Regions from separate parts of the Homo sapiens genome. Here region 2 is linked to region 1. A link is a loop called in an ENCODE intact Hi-C map of the cell type or tissue named here. Cell type or tissue: IMR-90. All regions are shown on one strand. Each heading gives the region's core, and the rest is flanking DNA. Links, peaks and the distances in the headings are about the cores only.

Region 1 (8,170 bases), core at 1,184-6,183:
TGCTGTTTACATCTTGGCCTTGGACTTCTAGCCTTTGGAAATGTGAGAAAATAAATGCCTGTTGTTTAAGTCACCCAGTGTTTCTTTTTTGTGGAGGTCCTAGCAAATTTATACTGCATGGATGCTTTATTCCTCAGATTTCCCTGCTTGAAATCCTCATACCACTTCAGATTTGAAAAATAATCTCTACACACTAAATAAAAGGTTATTATTTGTTTCTCTCCCTGAACTCAACATGACATGAGTTTTGTGTCTTCACTGGAAAATATTTTAAATTTTTTTAAAAATGTATATAATATAAATATTAAATATATATTATATAGACTATATAGTATATATCAAATATATATGCTATATATTTTTAAAAATTATATATAAATATATAATATATGTATTTATATATTTAATATATATAAAATGTATTGTTTTGCTTATGGCCTATGTATCATTTTAACATTATCCAATTGCTGGCTCTCTGTCAGGGGCCTACATTGCATGTATACTGTAGGATCTTCCACCCGCATATGCCTGGATTTCTTCATGATTTTTTTCTACTTTAATGATGGTTTGTTATTAATTCATAATTTCAAGGGACCTAATATATAACTGATTTTTAAAATGTCTATAAATTAACAAAGAAAAGACTAATCATACTTTTTGGCATTATTAACAGCTGTATTCCCATCTCCTGATTTTTAGATATGCATTTAACTTGCTTTCATGGCCTGTGGCCCACAGGTTAATTATATAGTTTGTTGTTTTAGGCATCTGGACAACTTACTCTTCGCTATAAAAATTTATTTTTCTCCTTTCATACTTTTATCTATGTAGAATACTGTCTCATTACCTCAAGACCAAACTGAATGTATGAGTGCAAGATAGGCAAATTTGTGTCACAGGTCAAGTGTCATGCCCAGTTTGCCCTTGGCAGGTAAATTGGAAATAGGGTAAGGATACTCTGAAGCCCTTAGTTTTGAACTTACATTCCAATTGGATTATATGTATATTTAAGATTAATGTCGCAGTGAACACATAGAATTAGTTTGTGACTTATGAGTGATTCCTTACTCTTCACTCTGGGTGTTTGGGAGATAGTGACTAAATGACATTTACAAATAGCAAATAATATGATTTCAAAATTCAATCTCCAAGGCAAGTATGCATACAGATTAAGATAAATTTGTAACCCTTGCTGGTGGTTCTGCTTTGGCATGAGATGGTTTCTTTGTGTAACTAGCAACTGCAGATGGTTTATAACTATCAAAGGGACTGAGGATTAATGTAGATATTTTACAATCTGCTGTAAGCATCATTTGTATTATACATTTATATGACACAGTAGGTTACAATGATAGATTTGCTTTAGGTTACTCTGAAAATATTTTGAAAATGATAGAAACTTTTATATATAGCCAAATGGTTTAATTGATCAATTCTAGTGATATTCCTCTACAAAAAAAGGCATCTGGTCAGATAAAACTGCTTTTGCTGACAAAGAAAATAAAAAAGAATGGTCAAATAAAAAGTAATTCATCTATTTATGCTTTCATGAAGAAACAAATATCATTAGCTTAGGAGCTTTATGGCTTTTAAAAAACTTGTTTCTTATAGGAATGATGTGGTTTAATGTTTGTGTTATTGTATTTTTGTGGTTAAATGTGTCAGTGGTTTAATATGGGAGTAATCTAAGAGAGGGTATTGTAGGAGGAGATTGAACTGAACACACATCTAGCTCTCCTCCTGCCCTAAATTCCTTATGTGACCTAAAAAAGATTACACACACACACACACACACACACACAGAGAGAGAGAGAGAGAGAAAGAGAGAGAAATTCAGAATAGTGTTGGCAAGAGAGAAAGAATGTCATCAGCCGGTAGAAAATTGTGAGAATTTTTGCAAGTTAGAAAGGACACAATCCTGAGAATCCCCAAGCTGAGAGTGACCTAATGTAGAGAAGGAGATCAAGTGACAGCCATCACAGTAATTAAACAGGAGCTAAAATCTGAACAGTACAACTGTTCTGTCCTATCATTTACGCCACTATACTAAATGGCAAGCACAAATAGAACTCAATGTCAGGCTAAGTCTGAAAAGTATTATCAAAATTAATCTCTTTCGGGTCTGAGCAAGAAGAAGATCAGATTGTGGACTGACTTGAGATGCCCACGGGCATGAAGCCAGGAAAAAAAAAGGAGCACTCTGCTGTCAGGAGGTTAAACCTTGAAGTGCTTCTCTGCTGAACTCATCACCTTCCTAGGCTGGCAGTCAGGAGAGGGCATGAGCTCCTTGCCTACCTGCCAGTCCATGCCTCAGGAAACTTAACAGACACTGTCCAGTAGACCCACCTTAAATATTTACATAGAACCTAAAAGTAGCCTTTTCACTCACAGTTGAGACCTGGTGGAACATCAGACCTATATCACCACAGAGGATTGATGAAAACCAATAGGAGGACAAGGATGAACTAACAGAGCCACTGATCCAAGGTTATAAAATAAATAATTCAAGGAACAGATGAAAACTTAACCAAAGACACTTTTTACAGATCTTTAGAGAGAATCAAGTGGTGATTATCTATTAAAAGGAAAGAAGAAAAAGGAGGGAGAGGAGAAGGAGGAGAAAGATAAGGCTCTTAGGAAGATGAGTAATTAGAGAAGACAACAGTGGTTATAGATTGGCAAAGTAGAAAAAAATCTAATGCAAGGAAAATAATTAATTAAAAAACACTTAACAGGAGTTCCAGAAAAGAGAACATGAACATAGTAAATGGAAAAGATGAAAAGGAGGTAACAGAGGAATTTCCCTTGAGCTGAAGATTTGAGTCTTCAGATTAAAAGGGTGCACTTATGTGTCTACATCCTACTGAAATTTCCAACCTCAAGATTAAAAGAAAATTTTTAGAGCTTTTAGAGAGAAAATAAATCATTTAATCAGTCAAACTCACTAACATGTAGGTGAGAAATAAGTGAATAATCAGACTTCTAGAGGCTTTTTTTTTTTGTCTGTGAGCAGATGGAAGACCTTACTCCCACTCTTCATGCCCACGTAGATTAATTTTAATTTGGTCCTCTGGTTCAAACTTGACTGATTATCTTAATCACCTGTGAAGCCTTTGAAAAGTACACATCCATGGGCCCTACTCTCAGAGATGTAGGTGTATTAGATCCAGGGTGTGGTCTGGGAATCTGTATTCTAAAGAGCTCCTTGGTTTGGAAACAAGTGACTTAGCCCACAGACACTGATGACTCAATTCCATTAGCTGTTTGGTGCACGTGGGGCTCCATTCCATGGATATGAGCTCCTCACGCTAGACCACAAGGCTGACTCAGTGTGTTCTGTCTGAGGCCATATGAGTCTCATATGGCCAGCACCCAGGCCACAGAAATTATATTCATGGCTTCTGCTTTTAGACTAAACATGTCTTAGATGACAAACTATAAAAAGATGTAAAATATTTTTGCAAATCCAACTCTATTGGTAGCCGTTATCTTTCATTTCTGACTCCCCAATCATTGTTTGAAGGCTTAAATTTCACAAATAGAACTAAGGGTTCACTAAGAGTTTTGCAGTAAAGTTGCAGCTGTCCCATTCATGTGGATTTAATTAGAAAGATTTTGCCAATAACATTTTACAGATTTATCTTATTTGTAGAGAAACCCCCAGAGTGCCCTTTAATCCTGTCAAATGTGTCATTAAGGGAATATCTTACACCGATTGCATAATCAGAAGTTATATGAAGTAAAGGTGCAGCGTCTACAATACAGTACATGACGTAAGCTCTGACCAGCAGGGTTAGTTATGCTCAGGAAGTCAACTATCCACCATCTTGTCGGATCCATGCAGTCTTAGCAGACTTTCTTCACACCATGGATGATTGAATCCACTACTCTTTGCATGTTTAAAGACAGAGAAGGCAGATTCTCTGCAGAGAGACGTGAAGAGAAGGTATGCCATGCCTATAGTTGAACGCTGCAGTGGTAGGTGGTGTGAAACTAACTTTTTTACCTTTTTGAAGTATTAGGAAAGAAAAAGTATGTAGGTGAAAGTGGAATGTAATTTCCAAACACTAATCAGATGAGAAGCATTAATTTAGTGTTACTTTTCTTTTGGTCTGCTTTTGAAACAATGGCAGACTTTTGAAGGCTCTCTCCTTTCTTTCCTGTTTGAATTTATTTTCTGATTACACTTTAATACAATAAAATAGATTCATCAGAAACTTTCATGGCATTTCCCTGCCATGGCTCTTTTTTCACCCTGATTCTTCTCTCCAGTGTGTTCCTTTGTTCCTTTGTTTAGCCTCATAACACTCTTTCAGCCTCATAACACTCTTTCAGACTGTCTTCAATCTTAAAGGAAAAGGAAAAACTGAAAAAAAAATTAAACATTAAAAAAATCACTTTTATAAGAAGCAATTCCCCTTTTGGCTACACTGAACCTCACTAGCATTAGTTTATGTGGGTATTGTCCAGCCAGCAGAGCTTCCCTTTGGAGGTACAGTCATTCAATTTCTTTGATACACACAATGGTTAAATATGTTTCATTTTCATTTTCTAATCAGAAAAGAAGAGTGCTAAAATAAAATTTGGCTTCGAGGAAATCTGTGTGTTCAACTGAGTGTGTTGGAATTTCCAAAAGATTATGCTCCTTTCAGGTCCAATAAGTTAGAAGGAAATTTTGATTGCGGTGCCTGGTACTTGTAGAGAATGTGATTAAAAATTGATTAAAGGCCTATCCAAAGATATAGTTGAGATACTAGCTATAATTTTAGAAGATAATAAAAGTCATGACCTGTATATTTCTAAATTTCTTTTACAGTTAAAGAATATTTGCTTGACCCGATGAAATAAAATGAAACAATAAAAACCTAGTTTATATAAGAACCCCAAATACAGTCCTAGTCATCAAATCCTAATAATTGTGTGTCCAGGGGAGAAGAGGTCCCAGTAATCCTACTTTAGCCTTTACATGTTTGTGATATTTATTTTAAACACTTTAGGAAGTCAGTATGACATATATTCCTCTTTCCTTTTCGTTAAATTGAAGACACATTGAGTACCATAACTACACTGTAGAAATAGAATACTGATTCTATTAGAGAAAGGTGACATTTACTTTATCTTGATTTAGAGGATAACTTATGTAAATTACCAAAAAAAGGCAGGAGATGTCAAGTCTTTCGCATAAAATTCAAGTGAGATCAACACATTCATTGACACATCACTGAGGGATAAATTTTTTATTGCATCCTATATATTTGTTCTAAGAATTCTGATTATATTTTTATTGTTAAAAGCTACTACAGATAGTTTGGTCACATCTTAGAAGTAATGAACGGTCACCATGACCTCATTCTTGGGAGTGTTGTCATTTGAGACCTTGTGTTTGAAAAGTGTCCGGAACTGGCAGTACTGTTGATGTGCTACTCACCTTTTACATCTGCATACATTTATCAGAAGTGGATTTGAGGTTTGCATAAATATTATGCATTTTAAAAACTATACTACCACGTTCTTTTTGGTTTCTTTTATTGTTAGAGTCCTTACTGTGTAGAAATAGTTTTTAATATTCCATTATGTTTAATTATTTTGATAAAATAGCAAGTTTACACTACAGTTTATTTTAAATAAAAATAAGTGCAAAATAAAAGTTTAAAGTAGACTTTGCCACAGTTTTTGCAAACCTGGCTTTTTGCTTTTTGTTTTCATTTTTTTTTAATTGTGGGAAAATGTTTCTGGAGAACCTCAAATGAAATAAAGTTAGACACAGAGTCACATTTTAGAGGCATATAGAGAAAATGTGGCTTTTTGTTTGCATTATTCTTTTTTACTCTGTACGGTGAAAAATTGGTTTTATTTCTTATCATATATCAATAATTTTTTTTTTTAAATTTGAGACAGTCTTGCTCTGTGGTCCTGGCTGGAGTGCAGTGGTGCCATCTCGGCTCACTGCAACCTCCACTTCCCAGGTTCAAGTGATGATTGTGCCTCAGTCTTCTCCTGAGTAGCTGGGATTACAAATGTGAACTGCCACATATGGCTAATTTTTTAAAAATTATTATTATACTCTAAGTTCTGAGCTACATGTGCAGAAGGTGCAGGTTTGTTACATAGGTATACATGTGCCATGGTGGTTTGCTTCAGTCATTAACCCGTCATCTACATTAGGTAGTTCTCCTAATGCTATCCCTCCCCTAGCCCCCCACACCCCGAGAGGCCGTGGTGTGTGATGTTCCCCTCCCTGTGTCCATGTGTTCTCATTGTTCAGCTCCCACTTATGAGTGAGAACATATGTTGTTTGGTTTTCTGTTCTTGTGTTAGTTTGGTGAAAATGATGGTTTCCAGCTTCATCCATGTCCCTGCAAAGGACATGAACTCATCCTTTTCTATGGCTGCATAGTATTTCACAGTGTATATGAGCCACATTTTCTTTATCCAGTCTATCATTGATGGGCATTTGGGTTTGTTCCAAGTCTTTGCTATTGTGAACAGTGCCGCAATAAACATATGTGTGCATGTGTCTTATAGTAGATGGATTTATAATCCTTTGGGTATATAGCCAGTAATGGGATTGCTGGGTCAAATGGTATTTCTGGTTCTAGATCCTTGATCTAGATCACCATACTGTCTCTTCCACAATGGTTGAACTAATTTACACTCCCACCAACAGTGTAAAAGCATTCCTGTTTCTCCATATCCTCTCCAGCATCTGTTGTTTCCTGACTTTTTAATGATCGCCTTTCTAACTGGTGTGAGATGGTATCTCATTGTGGTTTTGATTTCCATTTCTCTAATGATGAGTGATGATGAGCTTTTATTCATATGTTTTTTGGCCACATAAATGTCTTCTTTTGAGAAGTGTCTGTTCATATCCTTCACCCACTTTCTGATGATGTTGTTTTTTTCTTGTAAATTTTTTTAAGTTCTTTGTAGATTCCGGAGATTATCCCTTTGTCAGATGGATAGATTGCAAAACTTTTCTCCCATTCTGTAGTTTGCCTGTTCACTCTGATGATAGTTTCTTTTGCTGTGCAGAAGCTCTTTAGTTTAATTAGATCCCATTTGTCAATTTTGGCTTTTTAAGAAACAAATTATATTCTGCTTTACGTTACTATTTTTTAAACATATTGTATCCCCTTCCTAGTTTCTACACTCTTTTGGAGTTTATATACCTTCCCTAAGATATAACCAAATCCTGGGCACATAGGTGCATTGATATTAAATAAATGCACAACTCAAGTTTCTACTTTACATCCATATCACAAAGCTTGGCATCAAATAGTTTACAGTCTATTTGAGGAGAAAATTTGTAGGCTAACCGTAATGCAAAGTAGGATGAAATAAACACTTTAATGGTGATATGAGTAAAATAGTGGTGAAACCCAAAGTAAGAGTGATTAGCATAAATTTGGGAGTGGAGGAAGGAAGGGGATTAGTATAACCCTCACAGAACAAGTGACATTGAGCCTGAGTCTTTCAGAATCAGGAGCACTTCTGTAGGCTAAGGAGGTAGAGGAAACATGGGTTTCTAGCTTAGGAGCTGTAAAAAGCACTACCCATATGGAGAATAGAAATCGGCCCCATAAACCTGGAGCTTATCTTCTCAGAGGGAAACAGTAGCACCACATCACCTCTGTTAAATGCACTCTCAGGAGTTCAGACTTTGTTCTGCTCAGAGAAAAGAGCCAACAAAGATTTCTGAAGGAGAAATAACATACTATGGGCTCTGAGACTAAGGAGAATGACTTTGGTATCAGTAGGTGGGGTTAATTGAAGCAGGGTTCTCCAGGCAAGGTATGGTGAGCCTCTGAGTTAGAATGATAGTGAGAAAAGAAAGGGAGGGGACAGATACGGGTGACATTGTGAGGTATAGTTAATAGTGCATGGAAACAGCCCTGTCATTGTCCTTATCATACCAGAGGGTTTCCTTGTACTTGCAGCACACAGCTGGAATCCCTGGTATGACACACAAGTCATTTTCCACCTGCATTGATTCCTTTCTCTTTTCCCTTTTTCTTCCCACTCTCCTCGTGCAAGCATGGCATGCTGGGCTCCACCTATGTAAACCTTCTCTCCGTGCTTTATGCTCTCACATGTCTCCTTGGTTTTGAATATTTTATTCGTTATGCTGGATGTATTCTTCCTTTCTCTCCAGTTTCTGAACATCTACTTA
Region 2 (8,170 bases), core at 2,020-7,019, 260 kb after region 1:
TTCCTAATTGCAGGAGACAGATACGCATACCCATCCTGTTAAGTTATAAAGGACCCGTGTGTGCATTCTTTAACCCTATAGGACCCCATCAGGGATAAAGAATAACATTACAGTTATGGTCGTTAACAACCAAACCATGCAACATATCTTCATGGCAGATTTCTGAAAATGTATGTTAACTAATGAAGTAAGCAGTATTTATGTGTGTGGTGTATTTAGCCTCTGCAAAAAGATATAATCCTGCCTTTAAGTATCATTCTCATAGAACAGTCTCCCCAAAGAAATATTGATAAAGACAGTAAATGAACAGAGGAAAATACAAATTTAGAAACAGGTAATAAGTAGATATGATTCAAATTTTACCTGCAATGTAGTAGAAGTGATAGGAAACATGTCCGAGAACTTTTAGATTGATTCTGTATTTGGACCATGCCATTGAAAAATAAATAGCAAATTTTGAAATGAAAAGCTTAAAAAGTGTTTGAAAAATAATTTAAGCAATAATCTAGTTTGCATATTTTTTAGGACCTTGGGGGACTGGTCTCTGAATTTTCCCACATTTCATTTTTCTCATTTGGAGCACTAGTTGTCAGCTATTAATAATAGTTTATACTAAGCAATAATTACCGGTGAGCTAATTACTTTATAGACTTTAAAAATGCAGTTATTTTTCATGATGCACTGTCCAAAGAGTAAAACAAGCCTCAAAAGAAAGGAAAGAAGGAAGGGAGGGACAAAACCCTGAGTATTTTATTTCCAATTTGTATGCTGTGATAGAATATTGAAACTTACCCAACTATCAATACATTCAAGAGAATCAGTACGAAATAGCACATTTTCACTATAAGTAATATTTAAATATATAGTGGGTTTAAGTATATTAATTATACCCAAAAGCATAAAATTGGTATTTCCTAAGAATTGATCAAGGATATCTAAATACAAGTCATGATTAGTATATTTTAAACCAGTGTGGTTCTTTATGACGTTCTGTTGTTTTTCAACCTAATTGTCAGTGAGATAAATATAGCATCATAGAAAAAGATGCATTAACCAATATATTCAGTGACAAGTATAAACACTCAAACTTCCCCAGAATTCAAACAAAACTGTTGCATATTCTCCAAATTAAAGTAACAAAATTTTCCTTCCCTCTACTTTTTTTTTTTTAACTAGCATTTTTGTTTTCTCAATTGTTGAAGGTACGATTTGCTTTTCTGATTTTCTAATAGACTTCTGGAAGAATAGTATTCTAGAGGGTTTTGAGGATTTTATTTGGGCAAAAACAATTGTTTATTGTATACATGGAAAAAGCAGTTTTAAAAGAAGACATACTTTTTGTGAAGATTAATGCAAACTTTGGTTTGTTTAATGAAACAACAGTTTTGAGGTATTCCCATACCCAGAACGCTTAAATTTTCTAGATGCAAACCACCGAAACAACAATAGAGAATTCAATGAAGTGTCAAAAAGAAAGTTAATTTAATTGGCCTTCATGAAAAACACAAACTTGAATTCAGACAATGAATGAATGGAATGCAGTATCAGCCACGTGTCCATGTTTGGAGTGTCAGTTGATGAGCACCAAGAAGAATGGGCAGCTTTACAGTTCAGCAAGCACAGATGGACTCTAGATAGATGGATCAGCTTACCAGTTTTCTGACCCTCATATTATCAGCACTCAAAAGCTTCAGTGATAGGGTCATTGTCAGTTCCTAATATTCTGAACTAGTTAGAAAACTGAGGGCACAGAAACTCATGGGTTCATGTGGGTCTTGTTACTGCTGTGGCCCCTAGGAGCTGCAGGGAGACCTGGCTACAGGGCCACTTGCCTGCATGGAGCTTATTCTGCACTTATCCCTCACCCTTCTATCATCTTCCTTGGCTGATTCTGACAGCCATCAAATGCCCTCCCAGATGTGCTCACTGCCACCCCCATTTCCTTTGTTGACAGCACTACTGGATATTATGCTAAATGTTGGTTTTGTTTGTTGTTTAGTCTGTTGATAGATGTTCCAGCAGCTATTACATTTGACTTAACCTATATATTTCTTTTTTGTTGTTGCCCTTAAAAAGCACACTGTGTTTAGTTTGCGAGGGCTGCCATAACAAAGTGCCACAGACTGGGCAGCTTACACAACAGAAATTTATTTTCTAACAATCTGGACGCTGGAAGTCTGAGATCAAGATGTTGGCAGGGTTGGTTTCTTCTGAGGCCTCCCTTCTGGGCTTGTAGATGGCTGTCTTCTCCCTGTGTCTTCATATGGTCTTTCCTCTGTGTATCTGTGTCCTAATCTCTTCTTAGAAGGACATGGGTCACTTGAGATTAGGGCCCACCCTGATGATGTCCTTATTTTAACTTAATTGCCTCTGCAAAGATCCTGTTTCCAAATACAATCACATTCTGAGGTATTGGTGGTTAGGACTTCCCCATATGAATTTTGAGGTGATACAAGTCAGCCCATAACACATTTTTAAAAGTAAATTTTTGTGGATTGATCACCCCTGCTGTACCTGCCCCACCCCCAGACGTGAGCATCTAGAAGGCAGAAACTCTGTTTCTCTTGCAATTCCCACAACCTAACAGTGTCCAGCACTTTGCAGCTATTTCATGAACTCTTGCTGCATGAATGCAAAAAAGGTTGGTAAGAAACTTGAAGTTGAAAAGTGGCACTATTTCTGACTGCCAGAAGTAGCACCTGGCGAGTAGACTAGAACATGTTCCGATGAGAAGAAGAGGCAAAGAAAATACAGTACATTTAAACCGAGACAGCTTTTGACAGAAAGGCAAATGATTGTTGCTTGGGATCACCCATTCTCCACATCCAGCACTGGGAATGGAATGGAAGTTCAGGCCCTTGCGGAATACCAAAGGTCAGGTCTGAATCATTTGAGAGCAAAGGTAATTAATGATTGTCAATAGATCTTTTCTCTTAAGCTCTTCACTTTAGAGTCTCAAAATACTGCAGGTATAAGAAAGAACAATGCTGTAATGCAGATAGATCATATTTGTTTCCAGTAATTTACCACGGTTTCTTAAAACTAGCTGTGCTTAAAAAAATGAAAAGTTTAAATATCTCCTTTAGGTACTATGTCTAGGGATATGCTGAGTTCTTAGATACCAGCCAAGCAGGTTTTAAGAATGTAACTGAGACTCCTCTGTCCCTGCCATTTTTGGCTTAAGGTTCTGACTTTGAAGGAGATTGGAAAACTACCAGAAGGCCAAAGCAACGTTCATTTTTCTAAAAGTATACAATGATTACTTGATGATTCAAATACTAAAAAATGCCTAATGTGCTAAAAATGCCTAATAGTGAAAAAAAAAGCCTTGGTCAGTGTAACAAATATGAAGTAAGGGAGAAAGTTTCCTTAGTCATGTGTGTTTTGCTGTCAGATATTCATGTTCCCAAGTTCTTTGGCAAAAGTCATTGGCTTTTTTTTTGTTTTTGTTTTTGTTTTTTTTTTTTTTAGCAAATGGAGAGTTCTTAGAACAACAGATTGTTAGAATAGGTGTAATAATTTCTGAAAGGCAAGCTATTTTCCCCTACAAATTAGACTTTGGTGGTTTTAGTAATGATGCTTAGAAGTTAAATGTTAAAGCAGTGTCATTTCGTTAAAATGGAATATCCCAGAAAAGCACAAGAACGCAAGAATGACAATACTTACCTGACCTTGCTTTTCTTTGCTTCCTGTGCCTACAAAGTTTTTACATGTACTTTTATCAACGTTTTTGGTTTCCAACAGAACTTAATTTCTCACTAATATTTTAAGACTGTACTTGAAATATGATTTTTAAAGTGGTAATATAGAAATGTAATCACTTTATATCCATTTATATGAAGTGAATTTAACAGTAGATTCAAACTTGGGGTCCCCTAAAGTTGAGCCCAAACTGGGCTTTTGTGTGCTGTGACTTTGTTATAAGTCTGAAAAAAGCTTGTGTATTTGAGATTATTTTGTTTTCTTCACCCATTCCTGGATAAAGGAAATGTCAGAAGTGGCTGCTTGTCCCAAACAAGGCAGATGGTGGATTACTTTCTGAAGGAGCTGGGCACAGGAGAGGAATATGTGGAAAAGTAAGGTGGTTGGGGTGAGGGGAACCACATGGCTCAGAAAACAGACCCAGTCCAAAAAGAAAATAGTTCTAGCTCTTGCAGAATGAGCTCTCTTTAAGACCCAAACGTGGGTGGCGGCTGTGGACTGGTATAATTTTGAGGGAGTGGTGGTAGGCGATTTGCATTCTGGGATAATGCGAGGGCAGCAGGATAGTGGAAGGAACTGAAGTTTAGAATCTGGAAACCTAGTGTGAGTTTCAGTCCTACCCTACACTACCTGTGTGACTTGGGGCAAGTCGACCTTTTTGAGTTTCAATTTCTTCATTTGTTTAATGATAAGACCAATATTATTGGCTTATCATCAGGACAAATTAAGTAATGTATGCAAAATTGCTTTGTAAGCTAGGATGTGCTACAAATGTCACTGGTGTAGAGCAAAGATAGTTAGTTACTGTTCAATTATTCCGAAGAGTGAACACACTTAGCCATCTACATTTCCTACCCTAGATTCCCTGACAAAATGGATTGATCGGGGTATACCAAGCATTACAGTCAACTCAATGATTAGGTTACCTCAATTACGGCTTCCAAAACCAAAATGTAAACACACATCTAAGTCTGTTTGTTAATCTGTTAATGAGGTGTGACTCTTAATTGTTGTTTATTAAATGTGAGGCTTATTTATTGCAGAATTTGGAGAATCTGATCTGGAGGGAATCTTACCTAATTTCACTCTGCTTTCAATCAGAACTATATTAAATGTGAATTAGCCCTGACAGATGGTTGTTGGATTCTGTTTCTAAATTTTTTAAAGAAGATTTCACAGTTTTTCTCTAATTTCTTTTAGTAATTTGACAATTCTTATGCTGAGTTCTTCCTTAGAGCTGACCCAAATCTTAGTTGTAATTTTAAGGCCTTTCCCCTCTCCTGTCATTACTTGAAGATGGAGAACAGCTGGTCGGCAACCTTATGCTAATCATCCTTTGTATATTTAAAGAAGAGTTACTCAGTTCCACTCCCTCGCTCCACCCCCTCCCACCACCGAATTCATCAGCTAGTATTCTCTGAATCATTCATGGTGATGACACCTATCTCCCGCCCCTCCCTCAGACACTTGGCTGTTTCAGGCAGCTGGGCAGAATGTGTTGTCACTGGCCACATGGACTTGGAGAGAATCTGGGCTGCTGCTTTCTTTCCTCTTTTATTTTATTCATAATCTTTGGCCTTCTAATAAATGATCAGAATAACCCTTAACAGTGTTTGATGGAGTTTTGCAAGGATACTTATAGAATCCTTTGAAAGTTAGACCTCCCCGATGACTTAGTGCACTCAGCCAGACATACCATGAAGCTGCTACTTTGCCTGCTAAAAATAACATTGATTGATATCTCTGCTTTATTGGACTTAATCTTGGAAGACATCGAGCTGAAACTCTCCTGAGTGCAGTGCGTGTTCAGAAGCACACTAACAGTTTGAAAGAGTTAATGGTTTCCCCAGTGCTCTAAGTGGTAGTCGGGAATAAGTAACCATTGAGGAGAATTGAGCTCATTAAGGTTATCCCGTGTAGTTTCAGAGTGGATCCTGTTTTTAATCTGAATGTGTATGCTTTTGTGTCTCTATAGGTTTATTACCCAGAACTCTTTGTCTGGGTCAGTCAAGAACCATTTCCAAACAAGGACATGGAGGGAAGGCTTCCTAAGGTAAGATCCTTAGATGCCATATTGTTAACACTATTTTCAATATAGAAACAATTGTTTTAAAATATCAGAGCTTTTTCATTTGAATACCCATTATAGGCTGCTATAACAATCCATTAATCTGATACTATGATGACCTTGGAAATAATGTACTTTTAAAAAATATCCTAAAGTCCTATGACTTAAAGTTCACATTATCTTCCTTCATAAATGAAAAATTTTCATTTAAAACATGGAATCAGTTTATCAAAGTACAGTTTACAGGTTTTAAGTCTGTTCCATTTCTGGTTAGACAAACTCAAATACAATGATCAAACTAAAAGATTTCTTAAAAGTATGATGACTATTAATTGTCTGCTAATGAAGTCTGAAGGTCTGATAAGATTATCCATGAAGCAAAAGGGAGGAACAAAAAAACTGTTACATTTCTTTCTTCTAATTTTTGAGCCTAAAAACCATTTTTTATAAACGTGGTTTCATTGTTCTGACATCTTAGGTGTGGCAGTTCTCTGCCTCAAGAAAATTTGTAAAATTTATATTTTAGATTTTAGCATAATTTCTGAAACAAACAATAACAACTACTTACCAGTTTTTACTGTAGATACTGGACTTTGCCTCTTAGGGTGAATACTTGTTTGACTTCAAGCGGGGAGAGTATACTTTTTAACCAATGACTTGCTGATTTTGCAGTTAAGAAAGAAAAACAGAATCCACTGAAAATAAAATTTCTATTTGAAAGTTTCATAAGTGTAATTGACTAACGGTGAGTCCTCCCCCAGCTGTTACTGGTATTTCAATGTTTAAGAAATTATTTTATTTACACTAAATAGTATCAACAATTCCCTATCTTATACTGGCAGGCAGAAACTGAAGAGGTTGTATCAACTGGCAGTTTGCACTGAAAGAAAACAATCTTAAATCACTTTTAATCTTGCAGAGCATTTTTGAAGGTCAAGGTTGAAATCACTGGCAGGAAAGTAGGTGAACAAAATGGTTTGACCCTGCCTGAACTAGACTTGCACTGATTTGTAGAGCTGGAGTGGAAGAGAGCTAAAATAGTAGCGCTTTCCTTAAAAGACACCCACACCCCACCACCTCACCAGCAGCACACCAGCGGCACGAGCAGTATAACCACAGACATTCGTCACTGTGCCAGATCAGGGCATAATTCTCTTAAGGCAGCTGAGGCCTTCACATTAGTTCTTGCCTCATTCAGGCATCCAGAGGTCCTCTCTCTTTGATACTGGTGACATAAACCAGAGGGGCAAGACTAGGCATAGTTCCTTGATGAGTTCAGTGGTGCCTCACCGTACCCTTAGAAAGCCAGCCCTGCTGTGCTAGGTCTTGTCTCACACAAAGACATGCTCCCAGGGGTGGGCACCGTGGATCATGGTATTCAGGTCTTCTGCTATTTTAAGTTCTTTCTTCTCTAAATATGTGAATAATATTTTAAGCATAGTGTTATTTGTTCTTTTTCCAGAAGTTCCCTTCTGGAAAAGCATATCTTTGTATAATTGTAGGAAAAATAATCTTGACTTACTTGGTCCAAAGCACATTATTAACTGGGGATTAATTTCCTAGTAGTCATCTGTCGGGAGGGCTGATCCACCCCGAGGCACATTAACTGGCGTGACTTTCAGGACGGCGGGGCTGTGGGAGCCACTGGACACATCTGCCCCCCAACCCCTAGCCTCTTGAATTACTCAAGTCCCTCAGCTCTGTTGGCACAAATACGTGCTGGATGATAGAAGAACCGTTTTTCCCATGGATGAACTTTTTTTGGCTTGAATTCTTACAAGGCCTGACTTCTGGATCTGGAGAAAGAAGACTTCTTTGTGTCCCATCTTCAAAATGCCTCCTCCACTTGTTGCAGAAGCCTAAAATTCCTTTAGTTGGGGCAGAAAGCCTATTATTATTTAAAAAAAAAAAAAATAGTGGGAGGGTGTGTGGATTGAAATCAGTCAGGGGAAGAGGATTGAAATCTAGTAAATGCAGGACTCCATAGGGAGAACGCACAGAACTCTGTCTCCTCAGGAGCACCTCTCTCCACGGGCATGGTGGGCTCCAGGCCCTCAGGGTGCTTCAGTAGCACACCTCCCTGTGGGCCCTACTACCATTGCCTCATGAGGGTCCAGTCTGTATGCTTGTCTTCCACACAGCAAGTTAATGAAGGGTGAGATGGGCAGGGACTGTTACTGTTTCTGTTTCAATCTCTCTCTAAGCTTGAAATCGAATAGAGTACTCCAGCCATAGTAGGCACTCAGAAAATGAATAATTAATGAAGAAATGTATATTATCTGGGACCTTGAAACAGAAAAAATGGTAAAAATGGTAAATTCAAATCTGAAATAATCGTCACTTTCTTTTTTTCTGGAAGTGCCTCTTCCCAAATCCCTAGCTCTTCCTTTTGTTTTGTTG

Evidence for each region. Peaks named below come from ENCODE experiments on the same cell type or tissue, not always from the same donor. Only the 100,000 strongest peaks of a DNase experiment are listed, where the experiment ranks them.
Region 2: a loop joins it to region 1, with 11 times the contacts of the local background. A loop is called at or near these places in 4 of 110 quality-filtered maps.

What each region holds. Positions count from the first base shown.
Region 1 is chr5:111,993,100-112,001,269 of GRCh38, reverse strand. All of the region lies in intron 3 of NREP-AS1 (NREP antisense RNA 1), which reads right to left. Among named protein-coding and RNA genes, the nearest start is that of NREP-AS1, 85 kb to the right of the region's middle. RefSeq lists an enhancer at 2,569-3,768. In IMR-90, for the core only: no CTCF peak of the experiment used is centred there; DNase peaks (open chromatin) are centred at 1,719, 3,309 and 3,749; H3K27ac peaks cover 1,596 bases.
Region 2 is chr5:111,733,015-111,741,184 of GRCh38, reverse strand. NREP (neuronal regeneration related protein) reads left to right here. Exons shown (of 4, transcript NM_004772.4): 3 at 5,678-5,755. It overlaps STARD4-AS1 (STARD4 antisense RNA 1), which reads right to left. Exons shown (of 7, transcript NR_040093.1): 6 at 6,339-8,170; 7 at 1,459-2,881. Among named protein-coding and RNA genes, the nearest start is that of NREP, 20 kb to the left of the region's middle. In IMR-90, for the core only: no CTCF peak of the experiment used is centred there; DNase peaks (open chromatin) are centred at 3,264, 5,094 and 6,984; H3K27ac peaks cover 2,031 bases.